Linked DNA regions of Homo sapiens: all the other regions are linked to region 1. The links are chromatin loops, found by intact Hi-C in ENCODE. Cell type or tissue: CD4-positive, alpha-beta T cell. All regions are shown on one strand. Each heading gives the region's core, and the rest is flanking DNA. Links, peaks and the distances in the headings are about the cores only. Region 1 has its middle 55 kb from the start of LINC02725. Region 2 has its middle 68 kb from the start of LINC02098. Region 3 overlaps FLI1 (Fli-1 proto-oncogene, ETS transcription factor).

Region 1 (5,915 bases), core at 644-5,643:
AAAGAATAACTAATGTAAGTGAGCATCAAAAGAAATATTCAGGTTTATACCTGGAAAGAAGACCTTCACAGAAAATAGTACAAATTAGAACAGAGGGCAAATCTGAGTATATGAAAAATAATGCTTTTGGGCCTATGGCAGAGATTAGAATTCTTGAAAAAATATCAGTTACTTTATGGAAAACTAGGTAAATGAAAAATTGAGGAAATAACTCCAAAAAGAAGAGCAACAACAGCATCAGAGGGCTTATAGGAAAGATGGAAGTAGAATAGTGAACAATATTTGGATACTCATAAGAATGTGAACTATCGATTTTACTAAAAGCTGTGATATAACTATGTTAGGAAGCTGGGAGTAGGTGAATCTGGGATGGTAGTGGGTGTAGAAAAGCTAATCCTCATCTCCAATTGTAGGTTATAAGTATATAATGTGTAAAACTTAGATAGATTGATATACACACACATAGAGACACATGAAATATATACATATATATATATGTCTGTGTGTGTGTATGTGTGTGTGTGTATCCATTCTCTTAGATGGGTGAGATCCAATTTGATCTTCCTATTTGTGGTTTCATTGACATTCCTTCCTTTTGCTAGGCATATATATATATACACACACACATACACACACATATACATATACGTAAATATAACAGATATATATATATAAGTCTAGCAAAATAAACATACTATTTAGACATATGAAAGCTAAGATCATGTGAAATAACCAGAAAAATTAAGAAGAGTTACCTGTGGAATAAAATGCCTGAGGAATGGGATGGGGTGGAACAGGATACTCTTTCACTTTAAGACTTTTAGAATTATTTGACTTTAGAAATCATTTACAGTTGTTACTGATATAACATTAAAACTATTTAGAAATTAAAAATTAAAAAACATTTTTACTATGTCTTTCCCTATTTATCAAGGGGGAGTTTGGAGCAGGAACAGAACTTGGGGGAAAAGAGAGAGCTGTTGTTTCCTTTGAGCATAAAAGTAGCCCTTGAATATCTTTGCATGAGGTATTAGGGCAGGAGTGGACAGAAGCAGGCAGGAATGTGACCTATGGATTTGAAACATTAGTTCTCAGTCCTCAGATCATGAGCCATGAAGAGAAGGTCACCAAAGGTTGTAACTATTTTTTTTTCTTTGTTGCCTGCTTCCATCAGTGCAAGCCCAGGTCCTGGCTCATTCTGCTCTACCCCCGCTGTGGAAATGGGGAGGACTGCCTGCCTTTCTGTCCATCCCACCCTGGCTCCCCTCACCAAAAGTGGTGGGGGTGTGGGGTTGCTGGTCGGGCTGGACTGTGAGCACTGACAGGGCCCATTAATCATGCATGTGGCAGGCATGCTATCTCTTTCATCTCCCCTGGGCTTGATTATTTAGGGCAGCCGTGGTGTCCTCTCACTCTCTCTCTAACCATATGCAAATATTTACTCCACTGATTTGTGTGCCACATCCTTTGGTTTCTTTCCTGATCATGAAGCTGATCATAGGAGTGAGATCTAAAGTTTAGGTGTGGGCTTTGGAGTGGGTGGATGCCAGCCTTAGCCCAATTTGGACATTAGCTCAAGCCAAGATATGCCAAGCCAGCTATTTCAGAGAGCCCTGTTTTTAGGCTTGGGTCTTCACCTAGCTTGCAATAAAATGCTACTTTATTTGTTAATTGTCTACTGATCCTTTCACAGGGATCATTTGGGAATCCTATTGGGGGCTGGGAAGGTAGATGGTTTGGAGGGCAAGATTCTGGTATTCCTGGGTCCCGGCTTCTCATCACCATTTAAAAAAAGAGACCCACTTTCACATTTACCTTCACTTCTAATAGACATCATGAAGAATAAATAATCATACTTACTTCATGGAAAGACTTTTTTATGTACAAATGTAAAGACCCAAGAACACATTGTTTATAGTCTTGTTTTCTCACAAATCCTTATACAACAGACCTTGATTATTCATGAGAGACCTAGGGATATTCATAAAGTCCTCTCCAGTCTAGAAGTCTAGATTGCCTATTGGAATTTCCATTCTTTCATGTGCTTTTATAATAATAATTATTATCATTTTATTTCTATTGAAGAATCAGAAACAAAACATTCCACATTGTGTACGTATATCCAAATATCACATTGTACTCTATAAATGTATATATTTATGTTTTGTCAATCAAAAATAATATTAACAATACATTAAAAAATAATTTTAAAAGAAACAAAAGGTCGTGCAAACAAAAGCCAAAATAATAATATGTCTTACAGTAAGTAAAGAATTAATAAATGTTGGGAAAAAACCAACATTCTGGTTATGGGCATTGATCTAATAAGTGTAGTTCCCCCCACCGAGCAATTTCATTATAAAAATGAAGATCATATTCTCTCTACTCAAATTAGAGGATTTCTAATTTTATGCAACTGATTCATCACTTAAATTCAGTAGATGAAACTCTAGCCACAAGACTTATTTCATGTAGGCTCTCACTAAATCACTGTACAATCAATGTATGGATTTGTGTAGGGGTTGGATAGAAGTATTTATCTTTATTTCCCTAATTGTCAGAAAATCAAATTTTGTCATTTAAACATTAATTTCCTCAGTCATTGCATCATGAGAAACTAGGAATCTGAAATTTGTCTCTCACTAACCTAACAGTTTTATTTGAAAAGTAGGTCCAACCCAAAGTCATCCCTCTTGAGAACAGACAACATGAGGTGGGCTTGCTGGGAACGTGTCTAACTACGGACCCTGAATTTCTTGGCCATGGAGTATATATAAGTTGAGTGATTTTTCTCTTGGAAGCTCCTGTTACTTATCCAGCTTCATGTTTTAAGCCTAAGCATTTTGCTGCAAGGAAGTCATTCAAATGTGTTGAAATATTAGTCTCCCACTGAAGAATTTTAAAACAACATGTTATTTCAACACTCTCTGCTTCAATAATCAGTTGTTTCCAGGCTCCCTGAGCCTCAAATCATATCACAGCTAAATCTTTCTTCTGCACATTATCTGAATATTTACCTTCCTGTCCATGTGGAAAGTAAAGACTGATTTCGATCTGGCTGTGAGAGAAGCCAGGTTGATGCTGGCATGGGAACATCTGTTAGATGGCTGAGCTCCAGCTCGGTCGTCCTATTTGTGGTTTTATTACTTTTGTCTCTTTCTTTCCTTGTACTGTTAATATTTTAGAAAAAAAAGATTGACATTTATTAAAATGAAAGTCTACATGGAAGTGCTAATTAAACTGAATGACATAAAAATCTCAACTGTCATCCAAAACATGTTCATCAAATGACACACAAATGATCACCAAGAGTCAGAATGTATTCTTCAAAACCTCTGGAATTGATTACTTTTGCTCATCGACTTCTTATAATAAGTGTCGCTTTGTTTTGTGCTTTACCTTTATTTTAATAATGAAATTAAGTAAGTTAAACATATATCAATTAAGCATGGAAAATGTCACTCATGTTAAAAAGGCACTCAAAAATCAGTCACTATTCCAGACACTGTGGAAGTGATACAAATAGATGAATGGTAATGCCTCTCCTACTAGGTCTACCAGGGAAAACTGGCATATACATTACTAATTCATGAAAGATCGTAATAAATAATATAAAATACATAAAATGCTATGCAAATATGGAGGGCGAAGGGATGGCTTCAACAATTTCTAATATATGTGTGAAAAGGATAATAAAGTATTACATAAAAATTACCCCATAAAATCCTCACGCATTTCCCCAACTTGTTCTTACAAAGACCATCCATTTTTGACCCGTGTTAAGCCCATCCCTACCCTCTGTCACAATTCACACTCCACAAAAGCTCTACAAATTACTGCCCACACATTGAAATTGGTTTCATATGCCTTCTGTCCCCAGCTGCCTGCACCCTGGCGATGACTGCCTTGCAACACAGTCATGAAGGGCGTCGCCTGTGTGGTTAGCAGAGTGTAGGTTAGGCCAGGAAGTCTTGTGTGAAAGAGTAGCTGTTGGTGGTTTGGCTTAGAGAGCAGGAGTCTTGCCAAGGATGGCTTTGCTGCTAGCTTTAGAAATGATGGATGGTGGCCACAAGGCTGTTTCTTCCTCAGGACTCAGAAAAAGTTTATGAAAAATGACACGATTGTACACAGATGATCTTGGCGAGCCACTCCAAGCTTACACACAGAGCCTATACTCTCCCTTGGTCAGAGGATATTTAACACGGGTGGTATTGCCTGGGGATTTTGAAGCTCTATATGCACTTGGAATTGGCTATAAAGGGTATCCCTGAGCAGAACAGTCAGAGATATTGAAAGTCCTCTACACACAAGCCACATACACTACACCTTCTTATACACCACATATATACACCACACACAGGTCATATACACCACACTTTCCACTGTATACCACGGATGTGGCCTTGGTATTTGTTTATTCATTGTTTTGTATTTTACAGTCCTTGCTCACCCTAGGGGTCAACATGAGGAAGGACAATAATTTGAGTTAAATTCCCAGAATACCTTTGACATTTCCTTTGCTTATTTCTTTAATGCTAACCCTCTGTAAGAGTGGAGTAATATCTTACCACATGACCATGAAAGTTTTGTGTAATAAAAGGAAGTGAACCAAGATGAATAAGATAAGATGCAGAACAAAATTTCCATGACATTTTACGCTGTTCATACAATAAAAAAATAAATAGAGAGACACATAGCTGACTTTGCATTAAGAATTAGGAAAAGCAGGGCACTTAGGATAAGAAGGTACATTCGTGACCTCTTGGACCAATGTCGGTCCAGTGCGTTGACATTTCTGGAACAGCATCTGGACATCAGGCATTTAACCAGATCATTGGGATTTAAAGACATGTAAGACGTGGTTACTGAATCCAAGGAGCTCACTGATCGAGAGAGGACACAGGCCAGCAATCTCTCACAGTGCCCTGTGGTAAGGGCTGAGACAGCCACCATACTCAGTTGCGCTGGGAACACAGAAGCAGCTCTCGGGGCAGACCCATAGGGAAGATGGAATAGGCTAAGGGAAGAGAAAATATTTGAGGTGGGTATTTAAAGATGAGCACAACAATCTCCTTAATCTATACATGGGAAAAATAGTGAGGCCCGGAACGATGTAGAAACGTTACCTGCGGGCCCAAAGATAACAAGCCAGTGTCCCTCTCTGACTTGGAAGAAGGAGGAGGGAAGAATCAGAGGGTAAAGAGCTGGGCAGCTGGACTGGTATGTGAATATCCGAGGCAGCCAGACACGCTGCATCGTGGGAGGGAAGAGTTCAATGCTTTCTGACAACAACATCAGTGGACATCTCAGGAATCCAAGAGAAACGGGGATGCCACCAGGTGGCAAAGGGGTGTGTGAGGACGCTTCCAGATCAGCTCTGCAGGAGAATATACATTTATTTTACTCCTTTTATTTGTAAGAAAATGTATTGAATTGTTAAGCATATTTTGTCCTGGTTTTAGCCGTTAAAAAATTCCAGTCAGTAAAATAACATCTGAGGATGCACAGAATGAGAGGGGCATTCGGGATCTTTCCTTCCACAGAGCCCCTCTGCTGGCTCGCCACCCCGTGAACCTCATTCAGCTCAGGCTGCTATTCAGAGAGAGCCCGCGGTCCCCGCCCCTATGCAAGAGCTTAGGGGGGGAGTTAAGACCGCTGCACAAATATATGAAATAAAAGGGCTATGGCAAATGAGTCATTTAAAGTATAAGGAATTGGGCTGGGCACTGTGCCTCACTCCTGTAATCCCAGCACTTTGGGAGGCCGAAGCGGGTGGATCACTTGAGGTCAGGAGCTCCCAGGCTGGCCAACATAGTAAAACCCCCTCTCTGCTAAAAATACAAAAAAATTAGCTGGGTGTGGTGGCCTGCACCTGTGATTCCAGCTACTCGGGGGGCTGAGGCAAAAGAATTGCT
Region 2 (5,915 bases), core at 375-5,374, 240 kb before region 1:
AATTTTTCTGTTATTGTCAGAGATAGACAGAGACATCAAAAAACGTGTTGTTAGGAAAAGAATGTGTATACGAGTATGTAAGTTAAAAATGTAAGGGTAAATTTTAACTTCCAGTAAAGTGGAATAATGAATGGCAAAGCAATGTTTCTAATAAATTATAACTTAAAAAGCCAGATTAAAATAAAAAAAACATTTAAAGGCAGGGAGCTGTGGATGCAACAAAGCTGTCAGAGAAGAAGGTTCTGGAGAGGAGGAATTGCAGGGAGGTGAGTTGATCATCTGCAGCTACTTTGGGAAGTAGTTTCTGATTCTGGTGCAGATAAACTTGTTGTTTACCTGAAATTCAAATTTAACTGGGTATTCTGTATTTTTTTTTTTTTTCCTAGCAACCCTGGGCTTGAGTCAGGGAAGTGACGTATGGCTGGAGACAGAGTAATTATCGAAGCTTTGGGCTACAGTGACAAGACGGAGGTGCCTAAAACACACATCTAGACTAGTCGTTGATGTGGACACTGAATTACAAAGCCGTGTGGGATGGAACACTAAAAAGCCAAGTCAGAAACCTCTAAAAAGGAGAGGATTTCACTCTGCTAATGAGAGAAGACAAATCTAACCAGAAGAGGAGACCCGGTGAACACACAAGCTCTTGGTTAAAAGCCCCGATTAACACCATAAGAAAGAGGTGAGCTAGAAATAGGCTTAGCCTTACTAAATTTAATATGAAGTCTTAAATCAGCTCAGTCTCTACTGAGCTGATCGGCACCCCTCACACTATATTTGCCTACCATTATAAAAAGGGTTAAAGTGATCCGTACGTACTCTACCTGCCTACGAGAAAAACAAACCAACAAACAAATGACAACAAAATCAAGACAAAACAATAAAGCCCTCTTTAGAGGAAGAAAACACCATCTAAAGCAATAGAAACATACCCCTAAAGATCCAGGATTGGACTTATCAGACAGGGACTATGAAATATTATGATGATTACGTTAAAAAAATGGAGGGTAAAATGGAGAATTCCAGCAAAAACTTCAATCCATGAATACAAATCAAATGTAAATTCTAGAATTGAAAGACATAATAAACAAAGTTAAGAATAGATGGCTCTGATGGAAAATTAGACACAGCAAAAACAGAAGATCTTTAAACTGGAAGACAGAATAATAGAAAGTATACAGTTTGAATGCCAGCAAGAAGACAGGGTGGCAACTGAAGTAAAGAGCATAAGAGATATGTAAGTCATGGTGGAAAGAGAAAAAAAAAGACTGACATATCTGTTCTCAGAGTCCCAGAAGGAGAGGGGGAGGAGTATGAAACAGAAGCAATATTTGAAGAAACACTGGCAGAGAATTTTCCAAACTGACTAAAGACATGAAGAAAAATATTCAAGAAACTCAGCAAGCCCTATTCATAATATTCTATGCCATGGTATTATAACTTCTGTAAAGCAAAGACCAAGAGAAAATTTCAAAAGCAGACAGATTACAAATATGTGCATTATCTTTAAGGGAACAGCCTTAAGGACAATGGTGAACATGCCAACTGAACTATAAAATCCAGATGACAATAAAATAAGACCTCTAAAGTGCTGAAAGGAAAAACAAAAACAAAACCCTTGCTATTCAGAATTCTCAACTTAGTAAAAATATACTTTAAAAATGAAGGTGAATAAAATTCTAGCAGACACACAAATTAACTAAAGAAACTCTTTCCAGATAAACATTCAGTGCCCTAAGTTGGCAGAGAGCTTACAACACACAAACCTCAAACGAATATGCATACAGGAATAATGGGAACTCAGGAATAAATCTATGGATGGATGCACAAAGAGGTCTTAATGTCACCCTGGTCTTAAATAAGACCCCAGAGCCTCAGCATAACCCAGAAGATTGAAGGAAACCCCAACAATGACTCATGCTGATTCTCCACCTCTCTGGTGGGATGGATCTTTGGAGTGAAAATAGTATTTACTAGATAAAATAGCCTTTTTGCCCTCTACAGGGTACCATTTACTGAAAAGAATTGCTGAAGTCCAGATCTCTTTTTCCTGAAACCAAGATTTTCACCATAGTGAAAGTGATTAGTAATTTGTTATATTAGTTATTCCTCCACAGACACACATCTTTTATGTTTTTTGATAAACCTAAAATTATTTTTGATTTCTGATAAACTGGTAAAATTATTAAAAAGAACAAGATTGTGGGAAGGGCTCTGCGACAAACCATTGGGCAACCATAGACATTTACTATGTGATCTAGGTTGTTACAGCAACAAAAAGCACTTGGGTACGAATCCACATAAATGTGTTTTTAACTGTTCTAGATGAACCTGGAATCAATGGAGAAATGTACCATGTTTCTGGGAATAAAGATTAAATATCTCAAATATATCAAATCCATATATTAATTTATGGATATATAGTATGATTCCAAAAACATTCAGCCTAAGGCTTTTTGTATTAAAAAATTATTTAAAAATAATTTGATGAAATAATTAAAGAAGATTTTTGAAAAAGAGGAATAACCAGAATTCACCAACTCTATCAAATATTAAGATTTATCTAAAGCAGTAATACTTAAAGTAGTATGGAATTGGTGAAAACACAAGTGTACTTACAACTTCAGGCAAGGTGGCTTAATAAGTAAATACTTTGAGATTCCCCGCTTCTGCTCCAAAATTATTGAATTAATAGATAAATCATAACAATAGAAAAATTAAAATGTTAGCTTTCTCAAAAACAAAATGAACAGACCAAAAATTTGTGTGAATGAAAGACACGCCAATGATAAAGAGAATATTTTAAAAGAAGCCAGAGAAAAAGACACATTACCTATAGGGAAAAAACCATAAGAATGACTGCGAAATTCTCATCAGAAATAATGCAAGCCAAAACATAGTGATCCACATTTTTAGTGTTGGAAGAAAAAAAAAAACTTGTCGTGTAACAATTCCATATCAATCAAAACTATCATTCAGAAACAAAGGCAAATAAAGGTGTCTTCAAACAAACAAACAAAAAATGCTGAGAAAATTAATCACCAGCAGACCTGTACTGAAAGGAATATCAAAGGAAGTTCTTCCAGCTGAAGAAGAATGATATTCATTGGAATCACAGATTTGCATGAAGGATTGAAGAGTGCCAGGGATGAAAGTTTACAGTGCAAATGTAGACATGGCTCAAATTCACAAGGGTAAATACCTTACCCAGGAAAACTCTCAGCTGTGTGCTGTTGTAATGAAAAGAGAGGACATTGAGAGAGTGACAGGGCACACTTAATCCTGTGCGATTCCAAGAAGAAAAACCAGCATGAATGCAATGTTTTTTGCCTCACATCATTGACAATGCTTAGAACACACTGGGATTCCCGACATTGTCAGATTGTATACATTTAGTCAATTTAGTGGATGTGAAATCATATGTAATTATGGTTTATTTTACAATTCTATCATTCTAGTGAAATTGGCATCCATTAAAATATTTGTTAGCTATTTATTTCTTCTTCTCAGAAGAGCTAGTTTATCTCTTTTACTCATTTTTCTATTGGTCTATCTTTTTTCTGAATGATTCATAGAAATTCTTTTGTTAGGTTGAACCATAAGAAATAGCAATATTCGATCATTTTAGATAGACAAAGGAGGCAATTTCATATGGTTCAATGTAATCTATTTTGGGAAAAAGTCTCTTTTTGGTTATATGTGTTTTAAACATTTCCAAGTTTATGGCTTATCTTTCCTCTCTACTCATGGCCTCTTTGATGAATATGTTTAAATTTTAATGTAGGCAAACATATTAATATTGTCTTATAGATTTCCAGATTATGTGTCTTAAAAATTATCTTCAACCCTGTGATAATAAGAATATTCTCCAATGTTTAAAGATTTTAAGCTCTGACTTTCAAATTTAAACTTTTAAGAAACGTGGAATCTATTTTAATGTATGGTATCAATTAGATATCCAATTTTATTTTCTCCTTTATAAAAAAGCAATTACCTTAGCCTCATTTATTGAATTATCCAAACTTTCTCACTGATCTGTAACATAATTTTAGTTATATTTAAGTGTTTATATATGTGTTCTGGAGTTCTGTTCCATTGTCTGTTCCTTGGCCAATTATCTTAATGATTTTGTTTTATACCTGGCTTTATACCTTGGTACCCAGAAGGCCAATCTTATTTCTTCTTAAGGAGTGGCTTTGTTATTCTTGACATTAGATTTTCAAAATAATTTTAAGATTACTTTTGTTTTTGGACCATAATGGCTCTGTTAATTTGGGAAAGAAGTAAATTTATAACAGTAAATCTTATTAAAAGGGCATAACAAAAACATGACATATGAATTCTCATAATTTACTTGAGACTCCTTTGAAACCCTTTTGAACTAACCATTTATTATTATGAGAATCCCTCTTCAAATCTGGTGGTGTCTTACTTTAAAGTCTACTTTTAAAGTTTTCTTTAGTGTTTGATGAAGAGTGGCAGTCATGGGGAAATGTGACAGAGGACAAAGGGTCTAATCTAATGATAATATGCTGGGAGGAACTCAGCAAAGTCTGTTTGTTCAGTTTCTTCCTTGTATCCCTGTGTCTTCAGAGATAAGGCTGTTCATTTCCTTTGGGTATAGGGAGGGTACCACTTGAAGAGGGCTTATAACCTGCTTCAGGGGAGAAGGGCAAGGGGAAGGTAAAAGCTACCCTTCTACTGTTTTCTCAGATGCCAGATTTTGGGTAGCATGTCCTGAATCCACCAGTACCTTGCCCATGGAGACTAGAGCTGGGTATGGTACTGTTACCAGAAGCTTGGTAGCTCCAAAAGGTGGGATCTTTCCACATTCAGTGTTGCAGAGCCAATACACAAAATTGAAAGTGAATGTCAGTAAGAGCAAGTTTTTTTTGATGGCCAGAGAATGGAGAAGCGGGAAGGTGGCTCACAAATCAACTTCTCGACTAGTGAAGTGTGAATAGGTTAAAATATACAGTTTCCATTGTGGAAAGCAGTGTGGCAATTCCTCAAAGAGCTAAAAACAGAGCTACCATTCAACTCAGCAATAACATTACTGAGTATATACCCAAAGGAATATAAATTGTTCTACCATAAAGACACATGAATGTTTATGTTTTTTGCAGTAGTGTTCGCAATAGTAAAAACATGGAATCAACCTAAATGCCCATCAACGGCAGATTGAATAAAGAAAATGTGGTACATATACACCATGGACTACGATGCAGCCATAGAAAACAATGAGATTATTTCCTTTATAGAAACATGAATGGAGCTGGAGGCCATTATCTGTAGCAAACTAATGCGGGAACAGAAAACCAAATACCGCATGTTCTCACTTATAAGTGGGAACTAAATGATGAGAACACACAGACACAAAGAGGGGAACAACAGGCACTGGAGCCTACTGGAGGGTAGAGGGTGGGAGGAGGGAGAGGATCAGAAAAAATAATTATTGGGTACTAGGCTTAGTACCTGGGTGATGAACTAGTCTGTATAACAAACACCTGTGACATGAGTTTATCTATGTAACAAATCTGCACATGTGCACATGTACCCCTGAACTTAAAAGTTTAAAAATAAAAACAATTAAAAAATTAAAGATATGGCTTCTTTAATGAAGGGGTTGGACATTAAAAATGAGGGGAAGAATATTCATGTATTTTCCAGGAATAGGCAGTGAACTTCTTGGAATCAATAGTGCTGCCTTCCTTTTTGTTCTTTCACAGCTTCTTCCAGTCACTGTCATGAGTGATTGTCAATTGTCATGGTGGTGGGTGGGGGAGTGTCATTTAGCATGGAAATGAGATTCTAATGAAGTCTGAGGTTTTTTGAAGTCATTGGTTAGCTATCTTGGTTCTAACCAGTCTCAACTGGTCTGAGTACAAAGGGAACGTCTCATAGCAAGCGTCCTA
Region 3 (5,915 bases), core at 291-5,290, 740 kb before region 1:
TACAATAACATGCTATACAGCTTAGTAAGCTAGGAGCCACAGGCTGTAGCATACAGCCTCAGTGTGTAGTAGGCTATGCTATGTGGGTTTGTGTAAGTACATTTTGTGGTATTCACATGAAGATGAACTATCCCCATCATGAAGCAAAGCACGACTGTATGTTTATTAAGCAAAGGAGACTTTAAAATTAGACCTGCCTCTTATCACTGACTAGCTTTGTGCCCTCCACTGATTTCCCTCATCTCTTTGAGCCAGCAGTTTCTCATCTGTAAAATGGGCTAACACCACTCAATGGCATTATGAAGATTAAATCAAATAATGCATGCAATGTGCTCAGAATGGACCTTGGCTCATAAGTGTTCCATAAATGCTAGCTATGATCGTTACTATTTTTACATCCTTTCTCCCACAGATGTCACAATTACATACAATAGTTCTCTTTATACATGCGTTTACTGAACATTCGTCCTGTCCTCTGATTAAAGTTATGAATGGGTTCTGCTGCAATAAGAAATAATCCGGCACGACTGGAAGGAAGTGAAGAAATGGAACCAAATGTTCGGAGGGAATACAAAAAAATCCCAGAAGTAGGACCAAGAATGCTTGCCTCTCCGTCCCTGACGTTCTCTCCCTCAGGCTGAAACCTCACTGCTGGAGCAAATAAAGAAAAATGATGGTCTCCGAGGAGCAAACTGCCTGAGTCATTAGTGCAGATGTAGCCGAAAGCACGAACCTTAGATAAACCACATTTATTAAATTTCCCCATTGGTGAAAGTTCTTCTTTGGGCACACATGAATTCCACAGGAAACTCCCAGAAAGCTGAGAGAAAGGGTCATTTGACCTCTCCAAAGCTTGCATGAAATGTATATTTCATGGCAACCTAGGAAAAGGATTTTGCCCTAAAGACTGTTCTTGGTTCAAGTTTCACTCCTAGAAGGAGAGGCTGCCTTCCCCAAGGAGGGGCTGGTTGGGGGCATCTGGCCTCTCTCCCAAGGGACCTAGATTCCCTCCTCTTCTCCGATTTCTACTTCATTAGTTCCCCAGGCTCTGTTTTCTTAAGGAACTTGTTCTGATGCAGGCAGGTCCTCCTGGAGTCTGGCCTCCCTCTCTGTGGCTTTGGACTGCTTTCTCCTGCCTTGAGGCTCTTTCTGGCCTGACCCTGCCACAGGCCTGTGCTGCTGAGCTCCCCCACCTTCCCGATGCCAGCACATCAGGGTAAACAGGCCATGATGAAGGTGGTGGTGGGGACGCAGTGCTCCCTGAACATGCACGGTGTGCCAGACGCTTTCCATCTATTTTCTCACTTAATCCTTGCATAAGCCATACAGAGCCAGCATTCCCTTATTCCTTTTTACAGATGAAAGGAGCAACACTCAGCGAAGTCATATCATTTTCCCAGGATCACACAGCCAGAGAGTGCAGAAGGCAGGAGCCCCATCGTGGTCTATTCACAAAACCTGTCCTCAATCTGGCAGATCCCACTGCCTCCAGGCTAAATCGTAGAAATAGGCAAAACTCACCTATGGGGCTGGGAAGCAGGGTGGTGGTTAGTTTTGTGGAGGAAGCGGTTGTGGGGTGGAGAGAGGGTACAGGGGGCTGAAATTCTACTCCTTGGCCCGGGAGGTGCTTATGGGAGTGGGTGGATTCACGTCACGATAATGTCTCACGTAGCGCACTTCATGATTTTTGCACTTCTCTCTGTGTTGTACTTCAGTTCAAACTGAAGTATAAGATTTGCCTACTTGGTTATTTGTAAGTTTCTGTATATGTGTTTGTATGTATATATTTGTATATGGGTGTGTATGCATATACATATATCTATTTATTGAGGGCATTTTTGCTCTAAAAAGCATAAAGTAGCTCCTGCTGAGAATAGAATGGCCTTCCCAAAGTGCAAGCATGGGGAAAAGATCATTTTCCATTCCATGTTTGAATCCATGTGCTGCTAGAGACAGTACCTGGATCTGAAAGGAGAGGGGAGTGAGCAGTGTGAGGCTTTGCAGGTGTGGGGTAGAACCCCAACAATCACGGTTTCTGCTGCTTCACATTCCCTCAACCTAACCTGCTTTTCATCGGGGACACCTGGGCCAGGGGGCGCAAGCGTCCCAGTGCCAAAGCCTTTGTCTCCTGCCTCGCTGTGACCATAGAATTCACCAGTGCCCCCTCACAGCCAGCCTATTGAATCCAGGTCTCTCTTTTCTCTGGGCTGCACTGCTATATCAACAGCTCTGGCTGAGTGTGCAGGAGCGGGAGGGTGCAAGGCTCTGGGATCTTTAAACAACAATCCTGGCTGACTACTGGGTCCAGGGAAACCTGGCCTTTTGTTCAGCTGGCATTCTGTTCTCCTTCACCAGTCAAACCCAGGCCTGGAAGTGATAAGATTGCACCAGCTTAATTGCCCAGACTCAAAACCTCTGCCCGACCATCTGAGGCTGCAGGTGGAAAGACCAGAAAATGCAAAATGTGTTTTCCATTAAAGTTTAAATTAAAAATGGGAATGAAGATAGACACCCTTTCCGTGGTCTCCCGGTCGCGCAGTTTCATTCTTTTGAGCAGCCACTGTTTGAAGACGCAGTTTCTTAGTGTTTTTTTTTCCAGGTCAGACCCAGATTGACATACAAAACGAACTTGTTTGTAAAACTTAAAAAAGGCTCTTTTTCTTTCTGCCTCCCCACCTCCCCCGGGGCCTCGGGGCTCCCAGCCTTGCGCAAACTCCCCCCAGCGGCCCTGAGCCTGAACTGCCAGCCCGGCGCCCTCCGTTTCTTCGAGGTCCTTCCCCGCCTTGGCCTGAGAAGGGACAAATCTCGTTCCCGCAGCAGCTGCTGCGAAGGCTCCTCTGCCACACGGGGTGTGTCCGGGAGAGATACTGGTGGGGCCGACAGTCAGGCCCAGAGAAGGACAAAGTTAGCGTGGTGATAGGTTTGGCTTAATCGGCCTCCTTCCAGGAGGCCACAGGAAAGTTTTTGGAAAGCATTTATCTCTTGGTACAAATGACAACAGAAAATGCTGTGGGGGAAGTGGCCGGGCTGCCCACGTGGAAGGCCGGGAGTGAGGCTGCCTTGCCTGTGTGGCGCAGGCTGGCTTGCTGTCTCCAGGGCCGGGGGAACGTCGGCAACGCGAGGCCAGGGACTGGGACTCCAGAGGCCCTAGTCTGAGATGCCAGGTGCTCTCAATCGGCTGGATGCCTTTGAACCAATTTCTGAAGCTGTCTGGGCCTCAGTGGGTTCAGCTTCAAAATGGGTACTGTAGATAGTTGTCCACAAGGGGGCAACCTTTTTTCCTCTGAAGACAGAGCCTCGGTCTATCGCCCAGGCCAGAGTGCGGTGGTGCGATCTCAGCTCACTGCAGCCTCCCCCTCCCGCATTCAAGCGACTCTCCTGCCTCAGCCTCCCAAGTAGCTAGGATTACAGGCGCCCACCACCACACCTGGCTCATTTTTGTATGTTTAGTAGAGACGGGGTTTCACCACGTTGGCCAGGCTGGTCTCCAACTTCTGGCCTCAGGTGATCCACCCGCCTTGGCCTCCCAAAGTGCTGGGATTGACAGGTGTAAACCCTGGAGTTTCCCAGGACTCATGGGAATTACCCCCAAGAACCGTGGCCACCCCAGCCATCACAGTCCTCCTTGCATTTCCTGTGGTGGTGGGGGGGAGGGGTGGGCGCCTGTGTGGCGTGTGACACAGCTCCTCTGGCACAGCTGACACGCCCAGGTGTGAAGAACAAGCACCTCCCTAGCATGCCTGGCCATCAGACAGGGTCTGTAGGGGCACAGGGAACTGCTATTTCTTCTCTACCCTGGAAAATACATTTGCATTTAAAATGTAAAAGTCTAGCTCCCCTCCCAAACCACCAGAATAAATAGTCAAGCACCTTTTGTGAAATGTAAATTTGATGCCAAAGCTTCTTATCCTATGAAGTTTTCCTTTTTCTAGACTTTCTATAAAGCCCAGAAAGATTAGATCAGAGAAGTGCCACCAACTTGGACTCTACTGACTTCCAACCAGCCACAGTCTCAGGTCCCCGATTCTGCTCTATCAACTTTCCTTCACCCTGCAGTACTTCCTCCACCGGAGTGAAGGATCTCAGCTATTTTCCATCCATCTCTTGCTAAAGTGGAAATATCTGAGCCCCACCTTCCTCTCCAATGAAAGGACAAGATGATAAAGCACAAAGAATCAGCACCCTCTCCCCTTGCCTTGACTCATCGCCTCAAACTCTCCACAAGCACTGGCCTTCCTCCTAAGCACAGAACATCCACTGGAAGTCAGTCTGGAAAAACAATAAAGTGTTTGAAGGCTTTAAAAGCGTTTAAAGTGCTGGTTGTCACGGGGGAGTTCCCAGCAATCCAGAGCAGAAACAGAGCAGACACGATCGCCAGCCCATGGCCTCCTGCAGGCGCTTAGCAGCCAGCCACCACCTCACACTAGAGGGTCCCCAAGGCTGGAACCCCAAGGTAGACACCAATTAAAAAGCAGCATGAATCTAAAAGCCTTTTGCCTGACAGTGGATCATTTTAAGTCTAGGTTCCTCAAAAGGATATTTCAATACCATGTTGGGGCAAGTTTTTTTTTTTTTTAATTTAACACGATTATTTTAATTTTTTGCTTTCGCAGGCAGACATGGTTTTTCTATCAGTGCACAGACCACTTTATAATGAGCTTTTCCACCCAACATTGTATCCTAAGCACTTCTCATGGTGTTTCCCAATAATCATTTCAATGGCAGAACAACTACTTCCCATCTTGTGGATGTACTACTGTTCGCCACCATCCTCCACTCTGGATATCTGCCCTGCATTTTCAAATGTCTTCAGTATACAAGCTGGATTCCACCTCCTCTCCACTCTGGAAATATGCTCCACTAATAAGTCCCTTTTGGGAAACCTAATATTTTTATTGATTTGGGGGCACTTTCTGTCTATAAATATTCTTAAAAAGAAAGAAGCAATTTGCTTTTTCTTGCCATGCTATACCCCCCAAAATGCCATCCTCTGCACCTCCACTTCAACCTTGTTATCTGCTCTTCTCCAATAGAAGGTCTCTCTACTGGCGACCAGTGACCACCTTCTCAGGCATTTGTCTCACTTCAGCATCTGTGTTCCCATTGTTCGGTGGCAGGAAGTACTAGGGGACCTTGGGCTGTTTATGGACTGGTTAGGGCCCCGGGGTCATATGGCATGAATGGGCTTTCCCCACATGGAGAGAATGCCTTGAACATTCTCCCAACAAGGGCATCCGCCGAAGAGTCTCGAAGCACTGGGCCCTTTAACTAACAGTTCAGAGCATGCTGTCTATGCTACTGTTGTCCTCTCTACTCCTGGCAAATGAAGGAAAGGGCTTAGGGTTCCTGCAAACTCCTGCTGGAATCAGGTTGCTTTGCTGGTCTCTCCTTCTCATGCTAACCTCCACACACCCACCCTGGCCTGCCTAGATCACTGCAGGACTCTGTTCAAAGATCCTTATTTTTTAAAATTCCACAAACAGTTAAAAGCTGAAAATATGAATTAGAAAGTGCTAATTATCCAAAGCTCTGAAAAACTGGGTGGAAAATTGTCCCCTTTTTTGAAATTGTTTCTTGGGCTGACCTCATGTTGCAGCAAGACTCAGACATGAGGTAATTGCTCCGGAGCTAACAAATACTGCATCATCTACTTTCTCGCACTAGTTACCAGACGCCTCGGAAAGGTGACCAGAGAGCACAGAGGCACCAGTGGAAACTGCCAAAGCCAGTTTTTTGATTTTTCATTTCTCCAGCCAGCACGTGTTGCCCCTGCCCCATGAGGAACACTGTCGCTGAAGGGACAGTGGATTCCAAAGATGGGGAGTTAAAGGTCCACAGAACGATGGCGAGCAAACAGAGCTCACCAACCCAGAGCCAGCCAGTCCAGGAAAAGCAGGTCCCAGAGTTGCTGTCTA

What was found. A loop is a pair of places that touch in the nucleus more often than their neighbours do. Peaks named below come from ENCODE experiments on the same cell type or tissue, not always from the same donor. Only the 100,000 strongest peaks of a DNase experiment are listed, where the experiment ranks them.
Region 2: a loop joins it to region 1, with 4 times the contacts of the local background. A loop is called at or near these places in 10 of 110 quality-filtered maps.
Region 3: it touches region 1 in a loop (3-fold over the local background); 3 of 110 quality-filtered maps call a loop at or near these places.

What each region holds. Positions count from the first base shown.
Region 1 is chr11:128,037,867-128,043,781 of GRCh38, reverse strand. No RefSeq gene overlaps it. Among named protein-coding and RNA genes, the nearest start is that of LINC02725, 55 kb to the left of the region's middle. In CD4-positive, alpha-beta T cell, for the core only: CTCF peaks have their summits at 3,620, 3,866 and 4,880; DNase peaks (open chromatin) are centred at 3,941 and 4,401; H3K4me3 peaks cover 2,015 bases; H3K27ac peaks cover 3,704 bases.
Region 2 is chr11:128,273,870-128,279,784 of GRCh38, reverse strand. No RefSeq gene overlaps it. Among named protein-coding and RNA genes, the nearest start is that of LINC02098, 68 kb to the right of the region's middle. In CD4-positive, alpha-beta T cell, for the core only: no CTCF peak of the experiment used is centred there; no DNase peak of the experiment used is centred there.
Region 3 is chr11:128,774,022-128,779,936 of GRCh38, reverse strand. All of the region lies in intron 4 of FLI1 (Fli-1 proto-oncogene, ETS transcription factor), which reads right to left. Among named protein-coding and RNA genes, the nearest start is that of SENCR, 81 kb to the right of the region's middle. RefSeq lists an enhancer at 2,604-3,209. In CD4-positive, alpha-beta T cell, for the core only: CTCF peaks have their summits at 3,015 and 3,214 (motif pointing right); DNase peaks (open chromatin) are centred at 3,286 and 3,646.